Regions from separate parts of the Mus musculus genome. Here region 2 is linked to region 1. Evidence: chromatin loops called from intact Hi-C (ENCODE). Cell type or tissue: left cerebral cortex. All regions are shown on one strand. Each heading gives the region's core, and the rest is flanking DNA. Links, peaks and the distances in the headings are about the cores only.

Region 1 (15,291 bases), core at 4,499-12,498:
ACCCAGGGTCCAGCAGAGGAGGCAGGAGCAGCGTGAGGAGGTGGCCTGTGAGGGTCTTGAAGAATAAGTGAAGATTTCCCCAGCTGGCAGAGGCTGCAGTTGGAGGAACTTTTCAAGAAAGGGGAAGATCAGATACAGAGTCAGAAGGAGTAAGAGACCAACTATGCAACTCATGCAGCTTGCTTTGCCATGAGGGAGAGAGGTCCCGAGACCTCTGCAGTGTGAGTCCCTCCTGTGGGGGCCAGGAAGCCACGACACTTCTGAGGGACAACATGGCACCACAGTCTGTGGTTTAGAGGGCTCACTGGAGGAGTCCACGGATATTTCTGTAAATGTCATCTGATTGACGGTGACCCTCGACATCAGATGAGCTGGGTTGATGGCGTGACTGCTGTGCACTTGTGGGGAGAGGGCCTCATGCCCTGAGCCACATGTCTACCACAGTGACAGGGACTCTGTGGGGCAGGCCGCATAGTGAGGACAGGCTTGGTGCTGAAGAAGACTCTGAAGTGCGGTGGCTGATGACATCATTAGACTTCTCACGATAGAGGAGTATAGTTTGTGGCCAGCATAGTAATGCGGGCCAGTGGGAGAGAAAATGAGTTACCCACAAAAGCCAGCGAAGGATCTAGGGTGACGGCTCAGTCAGTGAGCGGAGGGCCTGAGTTTGTATCCCCAGCATCTGTGTAAGAATAGCAGCACTGTGCAGATCTCAGCCTCGGGGCTCCGGAGACAGGAGAATCCCTGCAGCTCACCAGCCACACTGTCTACTTAACTGGCAAATCCTAGGTTCAGCGTAAGCCCTCGCCTAAAGTTAAGATTGAAAGTACTAGAGGACACCCAGTGTTAGCCTCTGCCTCCCTACACACACACACACACACACACACACACAGAAATCCACCAAGACTAGTAAGAATCAGCACCTGTGGGAATGTATCTGGGGCTTCTCTGAGCACTCAGAACACTGTCCTTAATCCCCGTGGAGACAGGGCGGGGAAAACCAAAGCATGGAGAGACAAGACAGTGTTGGCATTTGAACCTGGAGTCTCTTAAGTTCACGGCCCCTCGTCATTGAGATAGACAAGTTCCCAGGTCCAGGTTTTTGCAAGAAGCCCACCAGGAGCCAGAGCTTACGTCATTATCACAGCGGAGTCTGCACGTCATATGTACCCAAAGTTTTGGCTTTTTCCCATAGGTTTCCTTCTGCCTGTTTTTTTTGTTTTGTTTTGTTTTGTTTTGTTTTGTTTTTTTACATCTCTGTTCATGTATTCATTCAACAAACACAAGCTCTCCTACATGGCAGGCATGCTCTGGGCCCTAGAGTCACTGCCACTGGCTGGCCTGGAGCCATTGGCCTTCACTGTGGCACAGAAGGAAGTCTGCTGACTGCTGTCCTGTCCCTGTGAAGTCAGAGGGGGCCATTGTTCAGACTGTAGCAGCAGGTGGCAAAACGGAAGCATGGGTTTTTCTTTAGTGTTGCCAAAGGAAAGAGGCGCTGGCTTGAGTCTGGCTGGCCCGAGAAGGATAAGTTATCTGGAGAGAGAAAGATCCCAGGAAACTTGCCATGTTTTTTTTTTCCCCCTAAAAGAATGTTGGAAGTCTCAGTAGCCAGGTACAGAAAAGACAGCTTGGGCACACTGAGGCCATTCAGGGTGCTGACGCAGACCCAGGTGGCAGAGAAGGACGCTGCTGTTCACCACAGACCCTCAAAGAGCCAGTTGTCTGCACACCCAGTGGGCACCCTGCAGATGGGCGAAATACTCCTCAAAGTGCCTTTCACACAGACCTTCCTCAAACTTTCCCCGGCACCCCAAGGGGTGATGGGCCGGGACGTGGGGATCCACAGGCTTACAGAGAAACACGGGCATGATGATTTGGACAGAGGGACATCCAAGCCCCTTCACGGGTCAGGTTGGGATGCAGGGATGGGAGGAAGGATGCAGGCTAGCCTCAGGCTGCTGTCCCTCTTTTCCCTGCCCAAGGAACTGCCACTCCTTGGACCCAGCCTGGTGCCTCACACTGGCCGTGACTCATGAAAGGGCCCATTCATGCCCTGGCTGCTGGCTTGGGTTACTGCAGCCGCTGTTCTCCACTGCCTCTGTTTTCTTTTCATTAGAACTCCAATCCTGAAGGTCTGTGCTTGGCTGAGTCAGGGGTGCTCCAGAGCGGGCGTCTGGACAGAGGAGCCACCCGTGGGCCCCAGCTCATTCACTGGGTGGCAGATGGGGAAACTGAGGCTGCAAGGCCACAGAGTGTAGGAATGGCTTGGGCTTAAGCTGCTACGGTACCTCAGACACTCGGGACCTCTAGGGGCAGCCAGGAGGCAGGCTCTGGTGAGATGAATGGAAACCCAACAGTTTCTTTCAGAAATGCCCAGGGCCTCTAGAGACCCAGCCTCCTATCCTACACACAGGAGCAGTGTTTACCAGGGCTGGGAGAACAGAGGTTCTAGCACAAGCCCGGACCCTGCAGTGTAGCCCCGGCCTCTGCTAAGAACAATTTTCCAGGTTTTCAGACAGGTGTTCAGGACCTTCTGTGAAGAACAAGAACCTCAGGCAGTGCCCAGGAGAAGCCCTATGGGAAGTAAGAGGGAGGGCTTCCCGGAGGAGGAGGTGTCAGCATAAGAGCCCTTAGAGTTGGGGTGAAAAGGCTGCTGAGCCTCACACATCGGAAGACCCTCTGCCTTGGAAAGTCAGGGGGCGTGACCAGCTGCATGCTAAGTGAACGTGGGTGGGTGCGTGTCATCCCTGTGTGAAGCGCTCTCAGGAAGGTCATGTTTGCCCGCCCCCTCTTAAAAAAAAATAAAATGGGACCACTTGGAAGTGAGGCAGAAAAGTCTCGCTCGGGGCTCTGAGTCATGCGCCACCGTCTGTCTGGAATGTCTCCTCCTGGCCCAGCAGCTTTGGCATCAGCCCTCAACCCTCCCTAGCTGGTCCTGACCAGCCCAGCCTCCCAGTACAGATGAGATCAGGATGGTATGACCGTAGACCCCTCCTTTCTCCCTCCCATCTCCCTCCCATCTCTTGCACCTCCTTTGTCCCTTCTATCTGACCTTCCTCTCTTCCCATCCTCTTCTCCCTCCCCTCTACCGGCTCCCACTCAAGGTACAACAAGGCCCCTTATACCACGAGGCGCTTAGAGACGAGCTGAGAGCATCACTGAGGTCTATTCATTCCTCTTTGACTTCCTTCCTCTACCCCAGAGCCTGCATGTTGTCTTCGGATGCCAGGGGAGAACTTGGCTCCACTCTCACCCGACACCAGGAGCAGGGTAGCCTCGGGGATCCCAGAAAGCTATTCCCAGGGCTGGCACCCCAGGTCTTCAGGGGGTGCACGGGGTTTTCCTGCCTTGGACAGCAGTTGCTATGGACGACTGATCTTAACCCCAGGGCCCCTCCTATGGCAGGGCATATGAGGACAGAGACATGGAGGCCTCTCACTGGCAGCTCTGCCTTCCTGACCAGGGCATGTGGGGATGGCTGTGAACCCAGAAGAGCAAGAGCAAGTAGACGCTCAGAGAGGTTGCTGACTCCCCCAAGGACACACAGCTGGCAGGAAGTGGGGGTCGGGAGGTGGGGAGGTAGAGCCAGGGCCTCTAGTGAACTCTTTGGATGGCTACAGACCTGATCTTCGGAACTGACCAGTGGGATCCACAGACACCCCATGCTCCTAGCGAGCTACACGGCTCTACTTCTGACCAGCCGTACAGGGGATCCACTCAGCACTGATGTGGTGGCTGTTCCTAGACAGATCCCTAGAGTTGTCAGAGCATCCTGACGAGGAACGGGCACAGGACCCTCTGCTTGCCTCCACAGGCTGCAAGGCCCAGGACAGAGAGTGGAGACCCACCACTGCCCTTCAGGCTTTTCTGCTACCTGAGGTGCTGAACTGGCCATGGTCAGAGCAGGAGAGCTTGCTTGACCCAGAGCCTAGGGCCCAGGCTGTTTCCAGTCTCCCCTGGCCTCGGTGAGGAGGCAAGACCTGCAAAGTAGTGTAATGGCTGTGCCCAATGTGTGTGTAATGGCTGTGCCCAGTGTGTGTGTAACAGCTGTGCCCAGTGTGTATATAACAGCTGTGCCCAGAGTGTGTGTAATGGCTGTGCCCAGTGTGTGTGTGATGGCTGTGCCCCAGTGTGTGTGTGATGGCTGTGCCCCAGTGTGTGTGTGATGGCTGTGCCCAGTGTGTGTGTGATGGCTGTGCCCCAGTGTGTGTGTGATGGCTGTGCCCAGTGTGTGTGATGGCAGCGCCCAGTGTGTGTGTAACGGCTGTGCCCAGTATGTGTGTGATGGCAGTGCCCAGTATGTGTGTGATGGCTGTGCCCAGTGTGTGTATAACGGCTGTGCCCAGTGTGTCCCACCAGCCCCCATTCTCCTGCCTGGGCAGGCTTCTTAGCGTTTCCAGCCTCAGTTTCTCCTTTCTAGCAACTGACTTTGAAAATGCCCAGAGGAATCCAAGGAGCATACAGTGGTCTGAGTCTCTGTTGGGGCTGGTCTATGGGGTGGAACACCGCTTCTCATCACTTATTAGAGTGTCCTGATGACCAAATGTGACTGGTGCAAGCATGCAAGGCAGGGTGAGACTTGGCCTTCAAAGTGTGTGTGTGTGCACGCACATGCATGTATATGGATGGATGGATGGCTTGTGGCCACCGGCTGAGGTAGCCAGGGTCAAACTTGCTGGAGTGTGACAGTGTGGTCCTGCAATCCACCAGAGACTTCTGCTCCTCCCACCCTGCTCTGTGCTGGTGGTGTGGTTTGTTTCTGCATCGGGCAGAAGTTAGAGCGATGACTCAGGAGCACTGCTGGCTCCCTGGCCACCCCAGAGCCAAGAAGCCTCTGCCAGAGGTAGCCAGCGCTGGCCTTGTGTGCTGGGTTGACTAGGGGCTTGGTCAGGGCCAGAGACCTGGACTCTCTCCTTGTGGCTGGATAAATCAAGTTAGCATCTCTGGCTGGGCCACGATTTCCCTAGAGAATGAGGGCTCAGAACTCCCATCCCTTCCCCAAAAGTTCATGCGGGGGGGGGGGGGGTGAAAGGCAGGAGCAGAGAGGTTCCCTCAGGAGCCTCTTCTCTGGCCCCAGGTGTGTGTGTGTGTGTGTGTGTGTGTGTGTGTGTTAGCAGCTCCTCCCAGGACAAAGAGGTCATTCTGTCAGGAGCTCTGGCTCTTGTTCAGGACCGAGAGGAGAAGATGAGGCTGCCGGACATAAGTCCAAGGCATCCTTGAGGAAGGACCCTGTCACTCAGAAAAGTCTCATAACAGCATTCTCATGCTCATGTGACTGATGTCTAGAGTGAGAGGAGACCTTGACCCTGCCATCCTGTGCACACCGAGGCTTCACAGTGTTACTACGGCCCCACCTGTGCCTCAACATCACTGATCAGTCACGGGTAGCCATGGGAGAGGATGCAGGCTTTCCAGTCAGAGGACTGAAGACAGCACCAGAGCCTGGAAAAGGGGCAGCAGCTTGCCAAGCAGAGGAGACCTGCCTTGCTATGGCCTCCTGAGCAGTAGGACAGGGCTGTAGGCCTCACACCCACCTGACTCGAGAATTACAGGGCCTGTCCACTGTTAAGGCTGTAGCAGCAGGTGGGGGCACCAGTGACCTCGGTTATTGTGTCTGTAGCCTGGGCAGTGTCCAGAGGCACACAGCTAGAGAAACATGTGTCCAAATACTACATGCATGCACACATATATGTTTATGTGCACACATATGCATGTATATGTGTTCGCAGATGCACATGCCCCAAGCACATACATATATACATACATACATACATACATACATAAACACACTGGTATATTTTGAAATCTTGGCCTTCCTTAAAGTTAAAACAGATATGTCTTCCAAGGTCTCCCGGGTGGGTGGGACCCCAGCAGTAGGGACTGGGAAGCCTGGTAGCTGGGGTATTCCTCCACTCACAGTTAGTTTCTCAGACCCTTCCTGGATGTTTTCTGAGGAGCAAGAGATCCTGGGTCCACAGGCCCAGAATGATACTGCGGAAATGTGATCAGAATTCCAGAGCTGGGGTGCAGGGCAGGGTGGGGGCCTCTCAACCCAGATTCTATTCACATTTGCATCCCCTTCGGGCTCACTCACTGTCACATGCCACACTGCACAGTCCCAGGAAGATCAGCTTTGCCCTGCAGCACACTGCAGCTCAGGGCCATTCACAAGTGAGTGGTTCAGCATAGGCCTTGGGACCTGCCCAAGGCCAGGAGTTTCCCAGGAAGCATCCTGGAAGCCTGCGCCCAGCCTTGCTTTGCATGATAAAGGTGTTCCCAGGAGTGAAACTGGAACTTCTGAGTGGCAGCTAGACCTACTGGGGGTGGGAGCTGTGGAAGGGCTCTTTCTGACAGGGTCTCTTTCCGTGAAGTACCCCCGCCTGTTGAGAAGCCCACAGATCAATGGTCAGTGATCCAGTTCATCTAAAGTGGAGTCAGTGATCTTCTCTCTCTCAGGACCTGGGGCTGTGAGCTCACATCGTGTACGTGTGTGCGTGGAGACCAGAGGTCGGCTTCAGGTGCTGTCCGCTTTGTTATGGAGACAGGTTACCCTGGAGCTCACCGAGTAAATTAAGCTGCCTGGCCAGCTAGCCCCAGGGATCTGCCTGGCTCTTGCTTCCCCAGCACTGGGTTCAAATACACGCCACACCTTGCCTTTTTACTCAATGCTGGGGCATTGAACCCTCATGCTGAGCTGAACATCTTAACATAAGCTCTTCCAGCTGTGTGGCCTCTGGCAGATTCCTGATCTGTGAAGCTTGGGTTCATGTTAGATGTGGCATTTTGTCAGATGATCTTAAAGGTGCCCCTCCGTCTCTAGAGACCTAAATAGCTCCTTCGGTCCCCACTACGTTCCAGTGTGCTCATCCCCAGGCTGGATGATGGCCCAGTAGGAAGCCACCAAGGTTGATGACTTCGAGCTCTGTGTTATGACAGAAGCCCGCTGGACATCTACTCCAGGCCGCAGCACCTTAGAGTGTCAGACTTATGTACTGGGGGGTAGGGGGAGGCTTAACCTGAATTTTCCCCTAAACAGGTGTCAGCTATGGCCCGGGCCCTAACCTTCCGGGACAGAAGCCAGAGGAAGAGGTTTAGTTGCTTTTGGTGGCCCAGGGACTGGGAGGAGCGAAGGATGGATAGAGCTGCGACTGGAAGCCACACGGTGGAATGGTGGCAGCCGTTTCCGAAGTTGCGCTGAAGCCAGGCTTTCCGCCCAGCGGCGTGCCAGCTGTAGAACTGGCCAAGGAGCGTGTTGTGGGGGGAGAGGGTTGGTGACCGGGGAGAGAGTTTCCCACCAGGCCGGCGTGGCTAGGTGGATCACATGAAACCAACACCTAGGAAAAGCCGTGCTAAAAATAGCCGGGGCGGGGCGGGGGGGGGGGGGGGCGCAAGCGTGTAACCCAAGCCGGGGCGCTGCTGTGCGTCCGGCCTCCGCGCGAGCGCTGCCCGCGGACCGGCCCGGGAGGCGGCCCTCTGCTCGCACCCCGCCCCAGGCGCAGCGCGGCGGCTCGGTGCCCGGCGGACGGGCGGGCGGGCGGCCGGGGCGCTGCGGGCGGGGATGAGCGCTGGGGCTACGCGGTCCGGGCGCGGGCGCCCCGCGCGTCCCGGGAACTGGAGCTACGCGCGGCCGGGGCGGAGGTGAGTGCGCGTCGCTGGGGTGATCAGGGACGGGTGCGGTCACCGCGCTGCCCTCCAGGCGCACGGCTGGCCTCGGGTTCCGACACACGGTGAGACGAGCTGCAGGCGCCGAGTACCGAACTCGGGGCTGCCTGGCCCAGCCCCTGAGAGAGCTGTTGGGGATGTCGCCCGCGAGTTGCGAAGCACAGAGCAAGCATCACCAGAGCCCAGGGGAGTCGGAGCCACGGGGCTGCGGGAGGTGAAGCGGTAACTCATTCATTGCGACTTGGAACCGTTCGTATGCTACTCCACCGCCGCCCGCTCGGGACCCCCTAAGGTCTGATTCCGCGGGCGGGATGGGGTCCGGCTAGCGGACTTGAGGGTCACCACGCTCTTGCTTCCGCCAGGAGGCCCATCGCGCCCCCACCCACCCTGTGCTTTGGGGCAGCTCCGCTGGAGGAGTCCACGGAGTTAAGCTAAGCCGACCGCGGAGACACTGCGCCCCTCGTGGCGATGGTGGGAAGGGGAGGGTATCGTAGCGGGATTCAATCGGACTTCCAGTGGCGGCCTGGACCCTGTCCTGCACCCGAGACCCCAGGGTAGAAGCAGGGATGTGCATAGCAGACAGGAAAGCGGAACAGCCGGGCTGCTGAGTGGGGCTCGGGCTCCAGCTGAGACAGTTGATGGCTTTTCTTCGGGCTCCTCTGAGCCGGCTGTGTGGGGACTGTGCCACGTGTTACTACTGCATTTAATCTTCCTAGTGAAATGGGTGGAACCCCGTGCTCTAGATGAAGAGGGTCAGAGTGGCCTGTGTTGCACAGCTGGAAAGCAGCAGAGGTGCTGACAGTCCAGAGCCACACTGCCAGTTGACTCTGGTCCAGTTCCCCCTGTTAGAGGGACAAAGGTGTGTCGAGGCCTCTGTGTCCTGCACTGTCCCAACCGTCTTTACTCAGCCAACACCCAAGTCCGGAAAATAACAGACAAGCGGGCAAAATGCTTGGGCATATTGACGGGGCCAGTCGGGGAGAGCAGCAGCTGGCCAGCAGTCCCTTCAGGATGGCATAAGCTTGCCTGGCAGGTCCCTTTTGCCATAAGCTTGGCCTGGCAGGTCCCAAACAACTGGGCAGAGCCAACAGAGTGTGTCTTCCTTATTGTGAATGGGAGAAGGCAGCAGAGGACGGCACAGGGTTTCTTCAGTCTGGGAGATAAGGTGAGACAAAGCAAGTGGACTCCAGGCTGTCAGTATCCCAGGGCATTGTAGAGGCCGTGGGAGAGCCAAAGAGAGCTCTGAAGTCATGAGCTTACAGTGTCAGTGATTTAGTCTCCACAAGACCCCACCCTCCACCGACCCAGGTCAGTGGCTGCTTGTATGCCCCCAGCGATGGCCTCTCACTCCTTCACAGCAGCCTGAGCCTTCTGTCCTGCCGCTACTGGAGGATCCGTTTCAGCCCAAGCCCCTAGCTGTCAATCACCTGGAGTGACAGGCGACACAGTAAGCCTGGAGTTGCCACAGTTGCCTTGGAGAAGTTAGTGGTATGTCACTCCCCACCAAGTCTTTGGAGCATGTACCTTTTACAACTTGGCATTGCAAGCCAGGAAGTGTCCTGCCACCTGCTTTGGGAAGCAAGCCCTGGGTCTTTCTCTGCGTGCCCTTGCTAAGTACTGACATGGCCTGGAAGCAGAGGCCAGGCCACACACTGAAACTTATGTGCAGCCTGGGCTTCTGGGCCAACCCCCAATCCATCTTGGGAAGAATTCCATTTCTGGGTCTGCTTTCTCCTCTAGAGCTGCAACGGTGTGGAGGAGGGGCATACTTGCACAGGTATACCCAGGCCAGGGGCAAGTGTGGCAGGTAGCATGGCCTTGGGCAAGTCACTAAACCTGGCTGGTCCTGGGCTCCAGCCGATGGAAGCAGGTGGCCAGGTACTGGACTGCATCTGCTTCTTGTTTTCCTCATCAGCCCTCCATTGGCCTCACCCCATTTCCTCCTGGAACTCGTGCGTGAACAATGAAGGGTGAGAGGGCCTTTAACACAGCCCCTTCCTCCCACACCTACCTGGGACACTCAGTTCCCTTCCCTCTTGGGACACCTCCCATTCTGTCCCTGTCCTCGATGGCCATCACCAGAGCAGGTGAAGCCGTGTCCCCTCTCTAAAAGGAACAGCAGCTACAATATGGCCCAGCCCATCTCCAAATAACATTCTGCACCCAGCACCTCTGACTGACACCCTCAGCCCCGTTCTCTGTGGAGCTGACCCATAGTGCTCTGACCCAAGCATGGCGGGAGGAAGGCTCCAAGTGGGCTCTGGGCTTTGTATTGAGGTGACATGGCTCCCTCACGACCTGGAAAGGTTTCTTTGGCCTCTCTCTTTTTGTTTGTGCTTGCCATTCACCCTGGGGCTGAGGCTGGGGCTGAGGCTGGGGCCAGGGCAGTAGAAGCTGTCAGTGTTATCCTGCAGACCTGTCATGAAGTCTGCCAGCATCCCACCATTTCCAGTGGTAGAAATCCGGTCAGTACGGGTGAGTAGTGGTTCTTTGCTGCGCTAGCGTACTTTGCTCACCAAGAAGCCACAAACCCCAGGGCATCTCATCATCTGTATCAGAGCCTCCGCTTTAGCGCCATGATGTCTATGCCGTATGCGAGCTGCTATTTCTGTTCCCAAGGACTGCACTCAGCCTAACCCACTGTGCACACTAGGGAATGACCTCCCTCCCCAGAGACACAAAGAGCCAAGGCATCTGTCATGTCCGGCAAGTCTGTCATGTCTGGCTTGGGATCCCTTCTCAGGTGTTTAGTGCTCATCCATGGTATGGGACATGGTGCAAAACAGGTCCTAAGGCTGCAGGGACCCACGCAGAGGTGCCTGGCCTGGCTGAGCTCAGCAGTGAGGTTCCTGCCACCAGTTGTTCCTCAGCACTGATCGCTGCTCCTCGAACACATGTGCACGCATGCACGCATGCATGCTGCTGCTGCTGTTGCTGCAGAAGCGTGTATTGAGTTCAGACTGGAGCAAGTGTGCCTGGCAGAGTGGAGCAGGGACTGTGACATGTCTTTAAACCATATATTTCCGTGTCCAGCCTGGCAGGATTGAAGTGGTCTCTGGGAATTACACTGTTGGCTAAGTGGAGCCTACTCTAGAGAGGCAACGCCCAAGCTAAGTTCTGCTTATGAGCATGGAGAGGCTACAGAGAGGCTTGTCTGAGGACACTGCCATGCACCCAACACTCTGCTATCCTACCCTTCCCCCAACACACACACACACACACACACACACACAGTCTCTTCCATCACTCAGCATGTAAAGGGCCCACTGCCTTCTGGGAGCTGGGATCCAACTTCTCTTTTTCTCTAAGTGATTCTGACCTGCACACCCCATCTCCACTCAGTTCTGCTCCTTCCAGATGAGAGGGGTGAGCCCCGTGGATAAAAAGAATATTTATTAGCTTGGGACCTATTTATTAGCCTCAGGCCTAACTTCATTCTGTCCTGGCCTTTGCAGTGTGTAAGACCAGGACAGACATGGAGCCACAGTCTGTATAAAAGTGGCCAAGAATGGGAGGCCTCTCTGCCTACCCTGTCCCCGACCTAGGGTGTAGTGTTACTGAACAGGCTTAGAGAGCAAAGACAGGTGAGTGCCACTGTGAATGGCCACACATGTGAGTCGCTGGAGACTATGCCCAGGAGACAGGCTGAGGAAGCTTCCCCTCCCATCCTGGCTCCTCCTGCTGGTGCTGGTGCCAGTGGCAGAATGGGGGACATTCCGTCCCCTGGCTGTCTCTCACAGCGTCTGTCCTGTGTTTGGCTGCTCCGGGGCTGGCATCTCAGCCAGCCACCTAACAGAGTCAACATTCATGAGCAGCAGTCAGGGGCCCCAGCCGGCTGGGGCACTGCAGAATGTGACCGTTAGGAGCGCCCCTGAGCGGCATTTTCCACATTCCTTGGGGTTCACCGGGCCAATGCGGCCTTGGCCGTGTGTAAACAGGCCAAGGCTCTGCAGGACCTGGATGTGGCCACTGGGCACCACAGGAGCGGGAGCATGGAATGCTGACTCCATGGCTGGCCAGTCCAGGAGCCAGGCTGCTGGTCTGGTCCTTGAAGAAACAAGTCTTTTGGCTGAGGCTGGGTGCTAGCTGCGGTGGGCACCATCACCATCCAGTGCAGCCTACAAGGCAAAGGCCTCGCCTCCCCCACCTACCACTTACCACACAGCACCCACCACACAGCACCCACCACACAGCACCCTTTCAAAGTGTAAAAGTCCTATGGGGTTTAGTACGCTCACAGAGCTGTGCACTCACAATCTCATTCTAGAACATTCCACCACCTCCCCCACCTCTTCCCAGCATCCTCTAATCTCCTCTATCTCTACCTCTATGGATTTGCTTATTCTGGACATTTCATGTGCATATGCTCATGCTCTGTGGCTTTCTGTGTCTGGCTTCTCTCACTGGATGTCATGCATTCAGGGCTTGAGCAGCTGCCTTGGTCAGAGCTTTCGCCTCTGGCTGGCTGGACAGTGTCCTCCCCAACCCCCCCCCCAAGGGCTCTGTATGCCTGTCACTGCAGTGATATGTGGTCGTTATGCATCCTGCTACTATAGACATATATGTCCAGGTGTTTCTGTGGGCATATGTCTTCATTTCTCTCTGGTAATTCCCAGCAGAGGTGCTGAGCCCGAAGAGCCACCCGATCTTGTTTGCCACCATGCCTTGGGCCATGTCACATCTCCACAGGTCAGTGAGCCGTAGGAGCCGTGTATCCCTTTCTGAGGTTGAGAGCCATGGACTCTAGTGGGTAATGCATCGTTCAGGGGCCAGATTCCCGCTCAGCCGCAGACAGAATCATCAAGGCAAAGAGAGTTGTGGTTAGGACCCTGAGCCATGTCTAGGGGACGATTCTGTCCTGCAAGATACTCCATCCTATCCCTCCTGAGATGCTAGCGTCTCCACGTACGTTCTTACCTCACACTGGGCTGGACTCCAACTTCTATGCAAAGCATTCAATGCCTTCCTCATGAGACCCTGAGCTACCCGGACTCCTGCAGGAGACTGGGCCTTCAGGAGGGACCCTAGAACATGACCAAAAACCACATCCTATAAATCTTTCCCATAGCTTCCTTCAAGGGAGCCAACTGCTGACCAGGGTCACTGTGTGTTAAAGTCAGTGGCATGTCCGACCCTTGGGGAGCTGCTTGCTACAGGCTCTGAACTGCCATTGAGTGTGGGAGATCTTGCCCTGCACCTAGAAAAGAGGCTCCCAGAGGTCAGGTGAATCATTCAAGCCTGCCTGAACCCCAGGCGGGTGCTTCATCCCGTCTGGCCGATCTTGATCTGGAACACACTCAAGATCGGTAGACCAAATGGGTAGCATACACACAACTGTTGGTGAGGCACTTGCCCCAGGCTACCCAGTGTAAGTACTGATGGTCAGAGGGACCAGGACACGCTGTCCAATCCCCTGTGGGCCCTGGACATGTATTCCTGCTGATGTAGCCAGGGCGTCCATGTCAGGTGGATGGGGTTTGACAGGGAGAGGGCGGAGTTTACATGACAGGGCCCTCAGCACCAAGCACCTATCCAGGGAGAGCCTGAAGCCAGGCTGCACCCAGGGGCAAGGAAATACAGGGAGAACGTGAATGGCCTGCCTTGGAGCCTGAGCTTGCACACCAATAGCACACCAATAGTGCTGGGGCTTCCCCAGCTTGAGGGCCCTGAGAGTGGCCAAGGGGAGGTGCCAAGGACAGGGTCTGCAGGCATGGTGGGACTCTACCTGAGATGGTCATCTTCCCAGGAGCAGGTTGCTGTTGTTGTGTTTTATAGGCAAGGAAAGGGAGGAACGGTGGGTGAAGGGACTGCCAGGAATGGTTTCTATCTGCCATCAGGAGCCCAGGGCCTGTGGGTGTCATGCACACCTGGAGGGCCCAGGTGCTCTTGGAAGTTCACACATGAAAGATTCTCTGGAAGGTACTGCTCCAGCAGGTACTGCCACCAATGTGAGGCCACCAGGGCTGTGCTTTGGTTTGTCACCCAAGGGCCTGCTCCATGGACATCAAGTCAGGCCTGTGATACTTATACTGCCCCAGCTTAAGAACAAGAAGGCTGTGATCGGGACATACTTTGTCCAAAAAGTATGAATGTCTACTTATTCTGTGTGTGTGTGTGTGTGTGTGTGTGTGTGTGTGTGTGTGTGTGTGTGTGTGTGTGTATGGCTGGCTATCTGTGTCTATGTGTCTGTATGTAGGTCAGAGGTCAGCCATCATCCACCTTGCTTTTGCAAGAGAGGGTCTCTCATTGGCCTAGCATTTGCCAGTTCAGCTAGGCTAGCTGCCAGGGACTCCACCTGTCACCAAGTCACCCGGGTTGGGATTACGAGCATGCACCACCATGCCTGATTTTCCTTGTGGGCCTGAGGGTGGATCTCACACAGTCAGCACCTTTCTGATTGAGCCGTGGTTCCAGCCCTGGATGTTCAGTTCTTTGGGCTGCTGCACATAGAACATTGTTGTAAAGGGGTTTTCTTGGGTGGACAATACACCCTCTTTTTAAGTCTGTGACTCCTCTTGTCGTCATATCCACTTGGCTCGTGGCTGTGCGGCGCTGAGAGACTCTAATGCCTTGGCCTGCTGACTGACACCCACAGTGTCTGTCTCTTCGTGCTTTTGCTCAGAAGTTGCCTGAGCTGCTGGCTGGCTAGCTGTAGGGTGAGGTGTATCCCTGCCATTCCCTTTGAGCAGGTAACTAATGGAGATCAAGGAAACCGTTAGCCCCCCACCCCCACCCCAGAGCTATAAGTCTCTGAGATACATTCGCAGGATGACAGAAGGTTTGTCAAGCATTCCTAATAGGACAGAGGAATCCAAGCAAAGGAAGCAGCAGTGTGAAGGTCCAGGGACACATCCCTATGGCTCGTCCTGACCCCCTGGTGTTCCTTGTCTGCCGCTGATCGTGCTCAGCCGCTGTCTGTATCAAGTCACGCCAGCTGGACCCTGTGCTGATGTTATCAATTAGTAAATGGAACGGAGTGTGGACTCCCCTGTTACCCACTATCTACGAAGCCCCAGCAAAGCCATACTTTGTAGAGGACCTACCTCCTCAGGTCCCCAGTAGAGAGACAGGATATAGCTACTCTGGGAACACTGAGGTAGCCGAAGCATGTGCAGAGTCCCAAGGGAACCGCACTGGCAGCACTGGAAGGGTCTCAAAAGTGTCACAGATCGAGGTCGCCAAGTCACTCTGGGAGAATTGAAGGTCCATGTGCTATGAATGTGGCTCTCCATGCTTCTCAGCTCTGGCATCCGTGGCCTGGGTGCGCCCCTGGGTAAAGCCCTGGGGGCGGCATGCCCGAGCGTCTGCAGACAGAGCAAAGCCTTCCAGAGTGCAGTGTCTCCATTGCTCCCCTAGCAGGGATCACTCTGACAAACGAAGGCGCCCAGGATCTGCTTCTCAGGCACACTACTTCTCCCACACTACTGGAGAGAAGGCTTCGGGCCCTGCAGGGAACCAAGACTCTGCATCCACGAGACTGGCCTATGAGGGGAGGCTCTCACCACGGCCACCCGGAGGCTTTCCTGTGAGATCTTGAGCTCTGGGCATGGGCGGCTCATCTGGGAATTCTGTAAATGTCCAAACACGGTGCCAACTCTGGTTGGAGCTGCTCAAAGCACAGCAGAGTGT
Region 2 (15,291 bases), core at 2,937-10,936, 92 kb before region 1:
TTCTTCCTGCAGGATCTGTGACCCACGTGGGCCTCTAGCTTTGCTCTCTGTTCCTGCCAGCCTTTGGCACCAGTATTTTGTGGCAAATGTTAGGCTCATAGTCACAGAGCCCATTTTTTTTTTCCAGACCCTACATCCAAATCATAGGCAGAGTCCCCTCCTACCAGGGCCCTGAGAGAGACGTTCAGGTATCACACAGTCTCTAAGCCCTGCAGGCTCCAGCTGGTGGCTGTCACCCCAGCCCCCACCTTCTGCCCTCACAGCTCATTCCTCTGCTCTTACAGAGACCATGGTCACTGGGCGAGGGCCCTTAGCCCAGGGTAATCTCACCTAGACTAACTGAGAAGCTCTGGCTTCTAAATGAGCCCATGCTCAGAGGGCCCCTCTAGAGAGGTTTTGGAGGCACACACCGGACCTTACCACGGCAGGGTAGGCTGGACCCACACTCTTGGGCCGTCATTCGCCTTTCGTGAATTGGGAAAGCTCCAGACTCATGGGTGGGGGTTAGACAGATCCAGGCAGATGCATGCAGAACAGGCCCTCGAGTATGCTAGCCTCCACCTGGGCTGTGTGACTTGAGGCTGCACCTTCTCTGTCAATCAAATGGGCCACCAGCCCCTGCCTCCTAGGAAGATTCTAGGACTCTTACAGTAAATGTCATGACAGTCCTATCAGGTCAGAGGGGCTGAGCCAGACCCGGGGTCCTGTCCCCTTCCCATGATCTGCTCTGAGTGCAGACACGCTTTGGAAGGGAGGAGACATTTGTGTGGCTTGTTTGGGAGCCTCCCACTGAGCTTTCTAAAAATGGCAATGTCTGGGTTTGGGTTTGTCTTTTGTTTTGGTCCCATGTTCTCATTATGAAAATTTGGGAGTTGTGCAAAGGCAGATAAAAGAACAAAAAGATAGCCAGGGACGGCTATAACTCATTCTTCAGTGTATTTACTTTGGACTCTTTTTAAATTCTTGTGAATTGTCTGAGTGGTTGAGATTGTCCCAGAAAAACAGTATTATACAGCTCTTGGGCATCTCAACAGGGTCACATGTCCTTGTGGACTTCATTTTTAGTGTACAATGCAGAGGTCTAGCCTGGGCTCAGAGTATTCTGGGGGTGGATAGGGTTGTGCTATGGATGGAGGGAGCACAGGGTCAGTTAGTGTGTGGGCCAGGGAGAGCCAGTGGTGATGGCAGCTACTTCTTTTGTCTGTCATCCAAGTGAGATAGTAACTGCCCAAGAGACACTGGTAGCCATCACCTGTCCTGGAATTCTGGGCCTTGGAACTTCACACATAAGTGAGTGTATTTTTGCTTCTCAAATAAACCAGCTGAGCCAGAAGGACATAACAGTACAGCGCCAGGGGAAAGAGATAAAGTTGATGTTAATATTTTCACCTGCTGGCAGGCTCCATTGCAAGTCAGATAAATGCTATGTGCAGAACGCCCCGTCCCCACATGCGTGTGTGCCCTGGCATCTCCAAGAGCCTCCTCCTGCACAAACCTTCTTGGCAGTAGGGGACATTGATGGATCTCTGGCTCCTGCTCAGGCCTAGAGATGGGCAGAGTCTGTGCACCTTGCAGGCATGAGAAGCCAGATCTCGAGGGGTGGGGAAGGGAAGCTTGTGTTCCATCCCTGTCACCACTCACAAGACTGAGGACAAGGGTGACAAGGTCCCTGTGGCAGCTTTCTGTGCTCATTTGGCCAAGGTGCCCATGGCCAGGCTGTCTGTTGACCCTGGGGACTCGCCTTGGCAGCCTGGCAGGTGTTTGGCAAACATGTCCAGATTTGAGCTCATGTGCTCTTGAGCAAGATCAGTGCAAGTTTTCTCTCCAGAGCCCTTCTCAGGGTTTCAGCAGTTAGGAGTCAGGAGACGGGTGAGGCACCCGCTCTGGTGACCCAGTGGGCCTGGGGTACCACCTCCTGCCAAGCAAGGATGTCTAGGCCTTGGCCTCTGAGCAGCAGAGCTGCAGGGAGCTTCTGTCTGCCCTTGGCAGCCAGTCAAGGACAAGGCTCCTGAAGAACTCAGCAACTGAGAATACACAGCCTGGAAGCTGGATCACACGGCCAGATGCTGCCCACTAAAGGACCGTGCACCTTTGGGACCTTCTGATGCTCAAGGGGTAACTCCAGAGCGTTACCTTGCATTCCCACGTCTGAACTGTGTGACCAGCACAGGATACCCACCCCAAGGCCTGTTAACTTCCTTTTCCCTGCCTGCACCCCAGCATAAAAGTCTGAGTGGATGCAATGTTAAGGTTTCAGGGCCTCCTGGGAACCTGGGTATATTGCTACTGTGGAAAGTCTGTCACAGATACCTTGGACGAGGCTGACACAGCTCATGGGGGCACCAGTGTCTTGTTCTAGAGGTTTCTGTGGGAGAGAAGGGCCACGTTCACAGGTGTCCAGTCACAAACAGTTACACTTGGGAAGTGTTTGGTTTTGACATGTCTGCTCAGGCCACAGAGCCTGCTGGATAGACAGCAGAGTCCTCAGAGTGCAGGCACAGAGATGGAGCAGAGCCTGAAGGAATGGCCAACCAAGAACTGGCCCAACTTGAGACCCATCCTGTGGACAAGAACCAGTCCTTGACACTATTAATGATGCTGTGTTATGCTTGCAGATAGGAGCCTAGCATAACTGTCCTCTGTGAGGCTCCACCCATCAGCTGACTGAAATAGATGCAGATACCCACAGCCAAGCACAAAGAGGGCAGGGACTCCACAAGAAGCCAACAGAGTCAACTAACCTGGACCCTTGGGGGCTCCCAGAGACTGAACCACCAACCAAATAGATAGCACACACAGGCTGGACTGAGGTCTATGCACTTATGTAGCAGATGTGCAGCTTGGTCTTCATGCCGGTCTCCCATCAACTGGAATGGGGGCTGTCCCTGACTCTGTTGCCTGCCTGTAGATTCTGTTCCCCTAACTGGGCTGCCTTGTCTGGCCTCAGTGGGCGAGGAAGTGACTAGTCCTGTGTGTGACTTGATGTGCCAGGGTGTGTTGGTACCCAGGGGCGGCCTCCCACTTCTCAGAGGAGAAGGAGAAGGAGAGGGGGAGGGGCTGTAGGGGGGGAGGGGGCCTGGGATCAGGATGTAAAGTGAATAAATAAATCAATGGAGGGGAAAAGGAGAGAACAGATGTTTTGGGGTCATCCTGCACTGGCAGGGAGGAGCCAGAGGGGGGCACTCAGGAGGCAGCAGGAAAGTGGTGATGGGTGTGTGTGTGCAAAAATGAGCGGTGTGCCCTTGTGTAGTGGGCGGCCCACAGTTTCCTCCCTCATTGCTGGTAAACTTCTGCTTCAGTTCCCTGCTGTCTCAGCCTGCAGCCATCTCGAATATCTGCGTATTTGAGCCTCATTTTGAAGATTTGACAGTGCTTGACAGTGAGTTTCCACAGTCGGTTTCCACCGTCAGCATTTACAGCTTCAGTATTTTCAAAAGCATACCGTTTTCCTTGTCCTATCTGAATGAGCTCACTGGCTTCTGTCGGGTCTATGGACGCTGGTCAGTCTGGTTTGAGGAACTCCATGGAGCAGCTCCAAGTGACTGGCTGGGTATCACACTCCTGACAGCCATGGCAACCAATGTGAACTATGACCTTTGAGGTGGCTTTAGTTTCTACTGCATGGAAGCTCTGCTTCACTTCCAAGGGCTTTGTCAGCTTTCTGAGGGATCTGGGAGACCACCCTCTCCACCCTCGGCTGAGGCAGTCTTCCCAGGGACAATGTGGGGAGGACTGTGGCTTTCACTGGTCTCCTGGTCAGCCTTTTTCGTTCCACAGAATGGGCCAGGCTAGGCCAGAGCACGGTCTTCAGGGAGCCAGGTACTCCATTCTGGAGTTTCCTGGCCTCAGAGGGACCTGAGAGTCTGTAGAAGGGTGTGCAGATGTTTGCAGCTTCTTGTCAAGGGGTCATAGTCGACAGCCACCCTCCAGCCAGGAGCCCCAGCAGGCAGCCATGTTCCACTGAGATACCAGGCAGGTGCTCAGACAGAGGCACAAGCACCTGCTTAGCTGAGCGAAGGCTAAAGCAGGAAAGTGCTGGAAATCTCCTGTGACTCCAGGAACCCACTGGGCCCTGGGTTGTTGTGGGGGCCTTGAGATGTGACAGGGGGCTTGCTCAGTGCCTCTCAAGGGAGCCATTAGGTTCCTACAGCCCTGCCTTCTCTATTCCAGAAAGTCAAGTGTCTATTTTTAAGAGAACACCTCATGCCCTGAGAGACAGTTAGTTGAGCTCTTGGGTCCTGCCAGGCAGGAACCTCTGGCCAGGGTTCTCTACCCAAGTCTAAAGAAGGGAAGGGCCATACAGGAACCTACCCAGAAGGCCTTGCACAGGGGTTAATTTTCTGAGACCACTGGATATAGAGTGTGTGTGTGTGTGTGTGTGTGTGTGTGTGTGTGTTGCACAAGTGGGTGTGAACATGTGTGGATATGTGTATTCGGAGCTCATAGGGCAACATTATGTGTCAACCACTCTCCCCTTATTTTTTGAAGCAGGGTCTCTCACTAAACATGGAACTCAGTACTCTGTCTAGATTGGATGGCTAACAAGTTCCATGGGTTCCTCCTATCTCCACCTCTTCAAGGCTAGGATCACGGGCATGTGCCATCATAGCCAATGTTTTACATGGGTCCAGAGGGTTGGAACTTGGGTCTTCATCTATACTTCAGTGTCGCCTTAGTTTGCTTTATGATGCTGTGATAAATCATTGACTAAAAGCAATTTGGAGGAGGGGAAGAAGGGAGGAAGAGAAGGAGGAAGGGAAGGAGGAAGGGAAGAGCTTATTGGGTTACAGATCACTGTCCATCATCAGGGGAAGCCAGGACAGAAGCTCAAGGCAGGGACCTAGAGACAGGAACGGTAGCAGAGACCATGGAGAAGTGCAGCTAACTGGCTTGCTCCCTCTGGCTTGTTCATCTACTTTTCTTATATAGCTCAGGCCCAACAGCCTAGGGATTGCAACACCCACAGTGGGCTGGGATCTTCCACATCAATTAACAATGGAGAAAATGTACCACAGGTAAACCCACAGGCCAGTCTGAAGGAGACAGTTCCTCAACTGAGGCTCCCGCTTTCCAGATGTGTCTATGTTTGCACCATCTTCCCAGCCTGTCTGAAAATCCTTACCATCTGCACAGGCCCTGGTATTCTGCACCAGGCCCCTCAGCCAAGGAGTGACCTATCTGGTCATGCCCTTGCTCCAGGGGAACTCGCCGCTGCCTGTGTATCTGCCCCATATGGAACTTAGGCATTGCTCTCTACCTCTCTTCTTTTCAACAGTTTGGTCCTTTGCATTCATCACTGCTCAAGGCTGGCATATGTGTTCCCTTCACTTAACTGTGACCAAAATGCCCAATAGATACAATTAGGGAAGACGTGGCCGGGCAGCTCAGATCATGCGGTGTGTGGTCGAGACTATCACAGTGAAGCAGAGATTGAATGAGGCCTGAAGGAGGGGCCAGACATAACCCTAGTGACACACCTCCTCCATCGAGGCCTCACCTGAGGTTCCTCAAATAGTGCTGCCAAGTGTATAACAAGTGTCAAAACACAAACCTGTGGGACACTTAGGACTCAACCATAACAGGATATAGAGCCTGTATCCCCAGGACCCTACTCCTAACCCAACACACGCTGAAGCCCAGGATGGGGGGGGGGGGGAGGCAACCACAGACACAGGCCCTGTTAGCTGTAGCCCAGCCTTGGACCAGGGTCCTTGAGTCTTCCTGGTTTTCCAACAATAAATCCACCCCATCCAACGGATAAGCAGGGTTCGAAGTCCATCCTGTCAAACTCTGGCAGTTTTCTCCTTTGGCCACCTTAGACTATTCCATGGTGACCTCAAAGGCTCTGTCCCAGCTTCATTTCTAACACCAAGTCCACACCCTCAAGGAGACTCCCATGGGAAGAGAGAGGCTGACTAATGGCTACTGTGTCACAGTGACAAGAAAACGTAGCTAAAGGAGTGAGTACTGCTTCCCCTCAAGCTCCATCGCGGCTTCTCTGTGACCCTCACCAGACTGAAGGTCTGTCCTGACCACATGTCCAGGAGCACCCCCCTCAGCATGGGAGACATGGCAGCTCCTTGTCTGTCAGTATTGGATGGGTTAGTGAAATAAAGAGAGAAAGCTGTCTAGTCCTATTTGGGGAATCAGAGGGCAGGCATGCAGAGAAGCTATGGGGGCCAGGGCGGGGATCAAGAAGTGAGAGATGGGCCCCAAATAGACACCCTGTCGGCCTAGCAGCACCTGAAGAAGCTGGCCTTCTCTGCCTTCATGTCTCTGTGTTGGAATAATGTAATCCAGACTTTAAAAGGTACACCTCTGCAGCAGGGAAGAAGGCTCGGCTCTTACGATGCTTGCTGCTCTTGAACCTGGATTTGGTTCCCAGCACCCACATCAGACAGCTCATCACTGCCTGCAATCTCAGACCCAAGGGATCTGGTGCTCTCTTCTTGCTTCCACAGGCACCTGTACTTACACACCACACCACACTACACCACACACACCACACACACATACACATACACCACACACACACGTGTACATACACACCACACACACACACACACACACACACACACCACATATATACTCTGCGCGCATACACACACCCTACACATACACACAAACACACCACACATGCCATACACCATACTCACACACAAACACGATGGGAGTGACAGACATCATACACACGGGCATGAAACACACATATAATCCCCTACACTAAGAGCACACACATTACTGCACATGGGAACAAGCACAGGCACCCCCACATGCACGAACCACACAGCCCCACAAGACTAGCACTCTACACACACATACCCTACTCATACAGCCCCCACACTACACACACACACACACACACACACACACACACACACATACCACACACACACATGCACCACACACATACACCCCTACACACACACACCACACATACACCCCACATACCACACAGCACACACACACCCCACATACCACATACCACACATATATCCCCTCACACCACACACACACCCTACTCATACAGCCCCCACACTACACACACACACTTACATACACCACACACACCACACACATACACCCCTACACACACACCACACACACACACACACACCACACACACACATCATACATACACCCCACACCCCACACACACCACACATATACACCACACACACACACAAGGAAAGGCAGTCAGATGCCTGGCCTTCCCCTCTACCCACTACAAGTCTCTCAATAGAAGCAAGGGGGAATCTGTGCCTTACCCATGGCTCAGGATCTACCAGATCCACCAGTGTCACTGTCCCCAAGGGCAATCTCCCTGCTTCCCAGTGGAATGATTGTCTAAAGAAGCAGCCTTAGAGTCCTGTCCCTGTCCTGCCACAGAACCCAGTGCTCACCCTTCTGTGGCCCCCTGCTGGACAGCAGAGACATGGCCCCGCCTCATGGCCTATGAATCACTCTGTCTGACCTAAGCTGTGAGGGTCAGGCGTGGGGAGGAGAGCCAGTCCAGTCTTGTAAACTGTCCGGGGAGCTATGACACCCTGCAGAGTGCTGGTTCCGGAGGACCTGTGCCATGGTCTGCTGTGATGTGGGCCAGGAGCCAAGGTCAGCTTCTGCCCTGGGCTCTGCCATCTGTGCGGTGCCCTCTGGGCTTCTCTGATTTTGTAACCTGGAACGGTGGGCTAGCCACGCAATCTTAGAGTAGAGCAAAGAGCTGAGTTATCATTGTCCCCTCATGTGATGAGTAGTTTTCATTCTTGACATGGGCCAGAAAGGTGTTGGGACCACTGGACTGCCTGCCATCCTTGGCTTTGCTTTAGACAAATCTCCCATGTCCCCTCATCCTGGCCTGAATGGGGACCTTCCCGTCGTCTCTAGTGGTGACCATGGCTCATGGCTGGCTCTGTCATCTCTCACTTACACGGCAGGCCCCATAGCTGCTACTGAGTCAGGCAGGTCTTACAACCTGTTTGGACGGGGGCCACTGAGGCGTGTCCAGGCCCCATGGGTGCTACAGGAGCCAGAGTCCTCCCTCCTTCATGTCCCTGCACTGTCTGCTCCCATGTCAAGGAGAGTCAAAGGCTATGCCTCACTGGCAGCTGACACAAGCCAGGTGATACTGACTCAGAGCAGGCACTTGTTTCTCCCAATGGCTGCGGTGCCCCTGCCCATCCTGCAGAATGTCACAGCCTGTTTCTCATGACCAGAAATGGCCCACTTGAGGAGCATTAGGACAGACCCAAGTCAGTTCTGTAAATAATTGTGTAATGAGGGAATGAAGGAGAAAAAAGCAGGGGAAATGGGGGGGCACTGCCTTGGGTGGGGAGGAGGCAGGGGAGCACTGCCCTGGGTGGGAGGAGCACTGATCTGAGTGGGAAGGAACACTGATCTGGGTGGGTGGGGAGCACTGCCCTGGGTGGGGAGGAAGCTTTTCTAAGCTGTATGGAAGTCAGTCATTGTGTGCAGGTGATGCATCTGGTGCCCTCTGTGTCCCAGGACCGAGTAGGATATATGGATGAGTGCACAGGGAGTGTACTGACCACAGAGCTCAGGGCATAGCAGGCCGACAGGCATGGTTCAGTGACGGGGCTCCGCAGCCTTAGGAAAAGGAGATGACGCTGTGTTGGATGCAGCTTTAGGGACAGGGAAACCACTGCTGAGGTCTGTGGCACTCTAGGTGGTCCAAGGGTGCTAGAGAAAAAGGTGTCCATGATGTGAAAGTGCCATCTCTGGTGCCTGGCCCTTCCCAGTGTGTGCTAGTGGCCCTCAATATATGCAAACCAGTACTATGAACCATCTAAGTATGAGCGAGACACCCAAGAAGCCTAGAGGTAGGACCTTTCCCAGGACACTCTGTGTCCTGCAGGCCCGCCTACCTGGTTCTCTCTCCTGGAGAATTCATATTCATGTCTGACACTGCCTGGTCAGGCTGCATCTCCTCACATGCGCTCTGTTCACAGAGCGGTAATGAGGGCTAAAGTGGGGTTCTTGACCCCTGATGTGCTCGTTGGGCTTGGGAGGCTCAAGAAAGAACCCAGGCTTGGCTTGGCTGTGTCTGCTGTTGTTGGTTCCACTTGAGCCCAAATGTCATCAGGGCCCAGGTAACAGTTCAGGACCTGACACCAAGCTGGACACAGCATCCTGGAATTTGGCGTGCTTGACATGGTGGCTAATGTCTTCTGCTTGGCCATGGGACAGACTGAAGGAAACATGGAAGAGGCCAACCAGGAAGCGGTGGCCCTGTCAGTGTCTCCAGTACGTGGCAGATGTCAGACCCACATCTGTGTGCTCTTAGCCTCTCCATTAGGACCACAGGGATCCATCCCTCTGAGATCAGAGACAACACTTGTGAGATGAGAATGAGAACAAGGGGAGAAGGCGGGGCCGGCTGAGCTGGGTGCCACAGGATGAGGGACCAAGGTCCTGAAAGCAACAGTACAGAAAGGTTGAGCTGGCGAGGAGGCTCCAGCAACACTCTGCACTGGAAGAATGCATGGGCTAGCCTCTGCCACTGTTGATGGGTGGGAGGAGGGGGCATGAGATACGCCCAGGCACCTGCGACTATGTCAGGTACTGTGCCTTTGATGGGACGATATAAGCCTGGCGGGGCAAGGCTGGACCTGAGGAGCTAAGTGTATGTGGTCAGTAATTCCCACAGGCCACACAGGCAAAGGCTGCCCGGCACCTGCTTCAAGAAGCTGTCTCAGGAAATGTGGCTGGCTCACTGGCTTTCTGCACAGCCAAGGGCGAGGAGCCTGGAGATGGGCCTGGGCAGCCTGTACTTTCTTCTCTAAACGGAAGAGGTTCAGCCCAAGGCCTTTGAGGACATTCCATAAATATCCCAGTATCTCCTGCAACCCAAGAGGAATGAATCCGAACTCTGCCAGCCCCCAGATAAGCACAGAGACCTGGGTGGCACTGCCACAGCCCACAGATAAGGTGGCACTGCGGTACCTTGTTTTGTTTCTGCTGTTATCTGATACATTCTTATTATTGATGCCACACAAGGGGGGGCATTCCCTGACAGAGACACTCCGGTGCCCACCCAGGCTGAGGGGCAGCTCTGGCCATGGAGCCCTTGGCCTCTCCTCTTTCAGGCCCCTCCTTGGTACTTGTGTACTGAGGGCTGGCACCTGCTCCCAAAAGGTTGTGTGGGTGCCAACGGGAAGGTATTTCCAGAGATGCCCTGGCGCTTTGAAGTTGGCTGGGTCAGGGATGACCCTGAGACAGGACACCTTTATCCCCTTCCTCCTGGAGCCCTTGTGGGTCCTGAGAGGCCAGGAGGACATGACAGTTGGGATGCTGAGTCATTTCTTGCAGTAGCTTGCTTAGAAAAGGGATCCTGAACACCATAGCATCTCACATCCAACTCCTGAGCCCCCGACTCAGCCCCTCTGGGGGTTGAGGCAATGACACCCCTCTGGCTTAGGGTGGGGCTCTGTCATGGCAGCTGGAAAGCCCATGATGGACACAGGCCCTGTGAGAACAAAGCTCAACCCACTGGACAAAAGTTTCCTTCATTTAAGACATCTCCCCAAAGGTCCCCAAAGGTCCCATCTCTCAGTAACCAGACGGACACTTCACCCTGTCTTTTGGAAGGACCATCGCAATCCTAAGAACCTGCCCTATTTTGATTGAATGTGCCCAGCCTGCAGGCCACGTGCCCATATCCAGACCTGGGATGTGCAGTCTGGTCTTCCTCTCTGCTCGCAAGCCCTTCCTCCCTTGGCTCCAACTCTGGACCAACCGCTCAGCTGAGGAGAGGTACTATGCAGGTGTGTATGTAGGTCACTACACAATCAGGGTGGCTTCTGAGCCCCTCTATGGCACTCCAAAGACAGGACTAGGAAGTTGGCCAAGAGTCCTCCTCTGCCTCCAACAGCCAATTGATACTCACACAGTATCTAACAGCATCCACCAGGGGCATCAGTGTGGACCAGGGACACTAGTGCTAAGCTGGAGGAATATGCTTATGTGGCCCCATCTGCTGGTGTGCACCCTAATCTGGTGAATGCCCTATGCACAAATGCTTCTCATCTGGCTTTGGATGGTTTGTTAGATATCCATAAGCTTTTCTGGAAGTTTCCTTAGATCCCTCAGGCAGCATGGTAGGAGGACAGATGTACTCACAGCTAACATGTATCCCCTGCTCTGCAGACATCCGATATGGACTCCCCTAAGATTGTACTTCTCAAGGATAGTGGTCCATCTCAGTGGGCTTTGTTCTCAGGCAAACAGGGGGCTGAGCATCTTATCCAAGCCATGTTCCTAGTGTAGTTTTGGGGAGTGGGTACTTCGTATGTAGTCTCTAGATGGATATGATAGAGAGGTGGTGGCTGGATGTGGCTCTCTGGCAGGTGAGCTGGGTGGATGAATAATTGGTGAATGGGTAGGTGTGCGAGCTGATAAGTGGGTAGATGGGTATATGGTGGACAGTGAGTTGACAGACAGGTGAGAATAACAGTCACCTGTACTGGCTAGTTTTGTGTCAACTTGACACAGCTGGGGTTATCACAGAGAAAGGAGCTTTAGTTGAGGAAATGCCTCCATGAGATCCAACTGTAAGGCATTTTCTCAATTAGTGATCAAGGAGGAAAGGCCCCTTGTGGGTGGGACCATCTCTGGGCTGGTAATCTTGGGTTCTATAAGAGAGCAGGCTGAGCAAGCCAGGTGAGGCAAGCCAGTAAAGAACATCCCTCTGTGGCCTCTGCATCAGCTCCTGCTTCCTGACCTGCTTGAGTTCCAGTCCTGACTTCCTTGGTGATGAACAGCAGCATGGAAGTGTAAGCTGAATAAACCCTTTCCTCCCCGACTTGCTTCTTGGTCATGATGTTTGTGCAGGAATAGAAACCCTGACTAAGACAGTCACCTAACTGTGATAGCTAAAGCATTCTGTGTGCCCAGTGGAGTGCCACAGAAAGGCCATGACCTGGGAGAACAAGAAAATTAGCTGTCCAAGGGACACTGAAGTCTTACTTTCAGTGACAAGGAGATGACCTCTCCAGGCAAGACCAGGAACTCGGCTTCCCAGAAAACTCAACTTTGTCCTTTAGCCTCAGCACTCCTTAGCTATAGGACCACAGTAGGGGACAGAGGCAGTCTGGTGACACTGGTGGCATTCTCAGTGGTCTAGGCCATGCTGACGGGGTGTTCTGGGAAACTGCTTCTGATAAACCAGCCCCCTTGGAGGCACCGGGTGCAACAAGCTCATGCTACATGGAGACCTGAAGGCAGCCGGCTGTGAGGACCTTGGGAAGGGAGAATGTTGAGCAACCAGGAGAGTCCTGACTCAGTCTGCTGTCTGGGATGCAGGGCTGATTCTCAGGCCTGCTTCTTGTTGGAGTCTGACTCCAGAACAGTGGGTAAGAGGATGCGTCAGCTCCCAGCATTGCCTCCCTGGGCTATGTCCTCCCGTGACCCCTGTAAGGTCACTCTGTCGTCTCCCTCAGTAGTCCTGGAGACAAGTCTGAGGCAGAGAGGTCAGCTTCATGGGAGCAACTGAAGGCTGACCTCTGTGTCCCCAGATGAGTCACCTTGTGATGATTACCTTCATCATCCACAGCCCAAATAAGTTACCCTGAGGAGGGGAATTCCTGTCCCCAAACCCCATGCTCCCTGTTGCCCGCAGAGCTCATGAGTCACGCCTCACTGCCTATTTTTAGGTCCTTTTCCTTCAACGCTGCTCTGGGAACTCACTTCCCCCACACCCTGCTCCAACAGACCTCGAACACGTCTGCGTGTGGCCCGGTGTCCACTGCAGTGTGACCAGATCATAGAGACTGAGATTGCTGCAGCCCACCCTACCCCCACCCCGACCCCCGCGCTGGGAGTTCTCCAGCCCAGTTCAGCAGCCATGATGGTCACTTTGCCTTGTTCAGCTAGAGCAGGTCTGGAGTGCCTGAGCAGTCACCAAGCAAAGAAAGGTCACTAGGTCAGAAGAGTCAGCCAGTATCCAGAAAGAATGCACTGGGCGGCTGTCAACTCTGGTCCCAGGCTGTGTTTTTCAGCATCCAGAGCAGTCCCACAGTGGACACCCTGCTCTGCCCATCATCCTAGGAAGGGCTGAGTAAGACCAGCAACTCAGCCATTCATCTATTTTAGAGGTTCTCAGCCTTCCTAACTCCACGGCCCTTTAATACAGTTCCTCGTGTTGTGGTGACCCCCAACCGTAAAATTATTTCCATTGCTACTGTTTGCTACTGTTATGGCTGATAATGTAAATCTCTGTGTCTTCCAGTGGTCTTATGTGACCCCTGTGGAAGGGTCATTCAACACCCAGAGGCTGAGAACAGCTGACGTTCGTGCTGTGGAATTGACCCTGGGAGACCAGGTATGGAAACAGATGCTGAGAAGCACAGGGGCTGGTGGGAAAGTTCCGCTGAATCAGGGAAGGAGGATGGATGGGTGTGGTGTCAACTGAGCAAAGAGCCGTGAGGTTTCCCAGCAGTGTCCTCACACTTGAGGCCCCACCAGGGTCTGTAGAGAGCCAGTCAGACAGTGCCAGCCCACCTGACGGGGTCTTGATCAGGCTGAGGTGAACCCAAAGAATTACCGTTGTAACGTTACTAGTCATGGTGTGACAGATGAGCGCCCCAGCATTATGGGTGCACACGTGCATGTATCATCCATGCATGTATCAAGGTGCCCCATGCTGTCCAGCCCTTTGTCACTGACATAGCAGCCAATGAGATCAATTTACGAGAGAAAAGTCTTATTTGGCTCATGGTCTCAGAAGTTCAAGTCCATGGTCTCGCTGTCTACCTTGTTGAGTTGGGTCGGTGACGATGTTGCGTTGTGGCAATAGTTCATGGTAGAGAGAGCCTGGTCTTCTCATGGCTGCTGGGAAACAGAGAGAGCCAGGAAAGGGCTAAGGGTCTGACTGTCCCCAATGACCTAATCTTCTTCCAGTAAGCTCCACCCACTAAAGGTTTTATCTCTGCCAACAACAGCATCTGCTGGGGGTCTAATCACTCAGCCCAGGGACCTTTCAGGCCTTTGGGGTACGAAAGACAATCATCTCCATCCTCCCCAGTGATGGGGGCATCAGCCGAGTCATCAACACAAAGGAGTGTGGCATCATTCAAGATTCTGGGCTTGCAATTTGGGGCAGACTTCCTTGTGGTTGGGCCCAGTTTGTGGATACTAAGGACCACAGCGTTTAGTTAGAATGTTCTCTCTCTCTCTCTCTCTCTCTCTCTCTCTCTTTCTCACTCTCTCTCCCTCTCTCTCTCTCTCTCTCTCTCTCTCTCTCTCAGAAACTTGGTATAAAAGTGATGGCACCGAGTGTTACAGAAGTGACATTTCAGAGGCACAAGGCTACAAAGAACAGAGAGAGCTTGTGGTGGTGGCAGAGGAGGCACGTGTCTCCACAGTGCTTCACCCAGTGATCCTACAACACGGGACTTAGACTCAGGCATGTCCACAACTTTCCCCATGTGTATAGCAGGTAAAGGTGGCACCTAGGCATGGCCTGCCCACTGAGGGGACACAGATGAACATGCCAGAGAACACCCAGCCTGTCTGCCTCTTTAAGGAGAGTCTCCCAGAGAAAAAGAATCTTGGGCTTAGAGCAGAAGAAAGCCAGGGCTTCACTCATGTTCAGACTCCCAGAGTGTCTTCATGGTGGCAGTGAACAGCTCTCCTCAGACCATGTACCCCCAAAGCTACTGGGTGTCCTGAGGAAACAAAGCTTCAGCCGAAGATGTCCCAGCTCCTCCCGGGAGCACCTCCTTGTCCCACTCGGTCCCCTCCTCACAGGAAGTCAGCACAGGGCAGAGAAAATAGCCAGAACTTTGGAGGAGGCTACAAGACAAACCCACCATTGTCCATGCAAGCTTGCAAGGGAAAAACAACAACAGGCTTTTCCACTTTGGAGTCTCCAGACTGGGATATTCTGCATACTTTCTTCACTCCAGAGCGCTCAGTGTGAAGAAATATCACAAACCTCTAAGACCAAGGCAGCCGGACCCCACCCCCAAAAAGGCCAACTGCCCTGGCCCTCAGAATCTGCTTCACTGCCAAAGTCCCTCAGTGTCTAAGGCACTCCTAATAGCTCTCAGGGTTCCCTGCCCCCAGGGACCTCCTCATCTCTAACTGATCCTGATTATCCTGTGTGAAGGAGAAGCACCTAGGTTAGCCAAGACACGAGGGTGTGTCTGAGGGAGCCACCCACAGTCAGCTGATGGGCAAAGGGAGAATGGAGAACACTTGTGCGTTAGAGCAGGCCCACTCCCCCCCCCCCCCCCCCCCGCAGCAGTGAGGCCAAGCATGCGAACCGGAACCTCT

What was found. Hi-C counts contacts between places; a loop is a spot of excess contacts. Peaks named below come from ENCODE experiments on the same cell type or tissue, not always from the same donor. Only the 100,000 strongest peaks of a DNase experiment are listed, where the experiment ranks them.
Region 2: a loop joins it to region 1, with 2.2 times the contacts of the local background. A loop is called at or near these places in 5 of 42 quality-filtered maps.

Annotation. Positions count from the first base shown.
Region 1 is chr8:122,222,774-122,238,064 of GRCm38, forward strand. Zfp469 (zinc finger protein 469) reads left to right here and starts at 7,501. Exons shown (of 3, transcript NM_001362883.1): 1 at 7,501-7,638. In left cerebral cortex, for the core only: CTCF peaks have their summits at 8,132 and 11,537; DNase peaks (open chromatin) are centred at 7,196, 8,097 and 11,406; H3K4me3 peaks cover 1,569 bases; H3K27ac peaks cover 686 bases.
Region 2 is chr8:122,132,503-122,147,793 of GRCm38, forward strand. It overlaps Gm39268 (a long non-coding RNA gene), which reads right to left. Exons shown (of 3, transcript XR_879282.2): 3 at 13,260-13,845. It also overlaps a transcript of Zfp469 not described here. Among named protein-coding and RNA genes, the nearest start is that of Gm39268, 9.9 kb to the right of the region's middle. In left cerebral cortex, for the core only: CTCF peaks have their summits at 3,169 (motif pointing right), 7,431 (motif pointing left) and 10,934; DNase peaks (open chromatin) are centred at 3,231 and 7,513.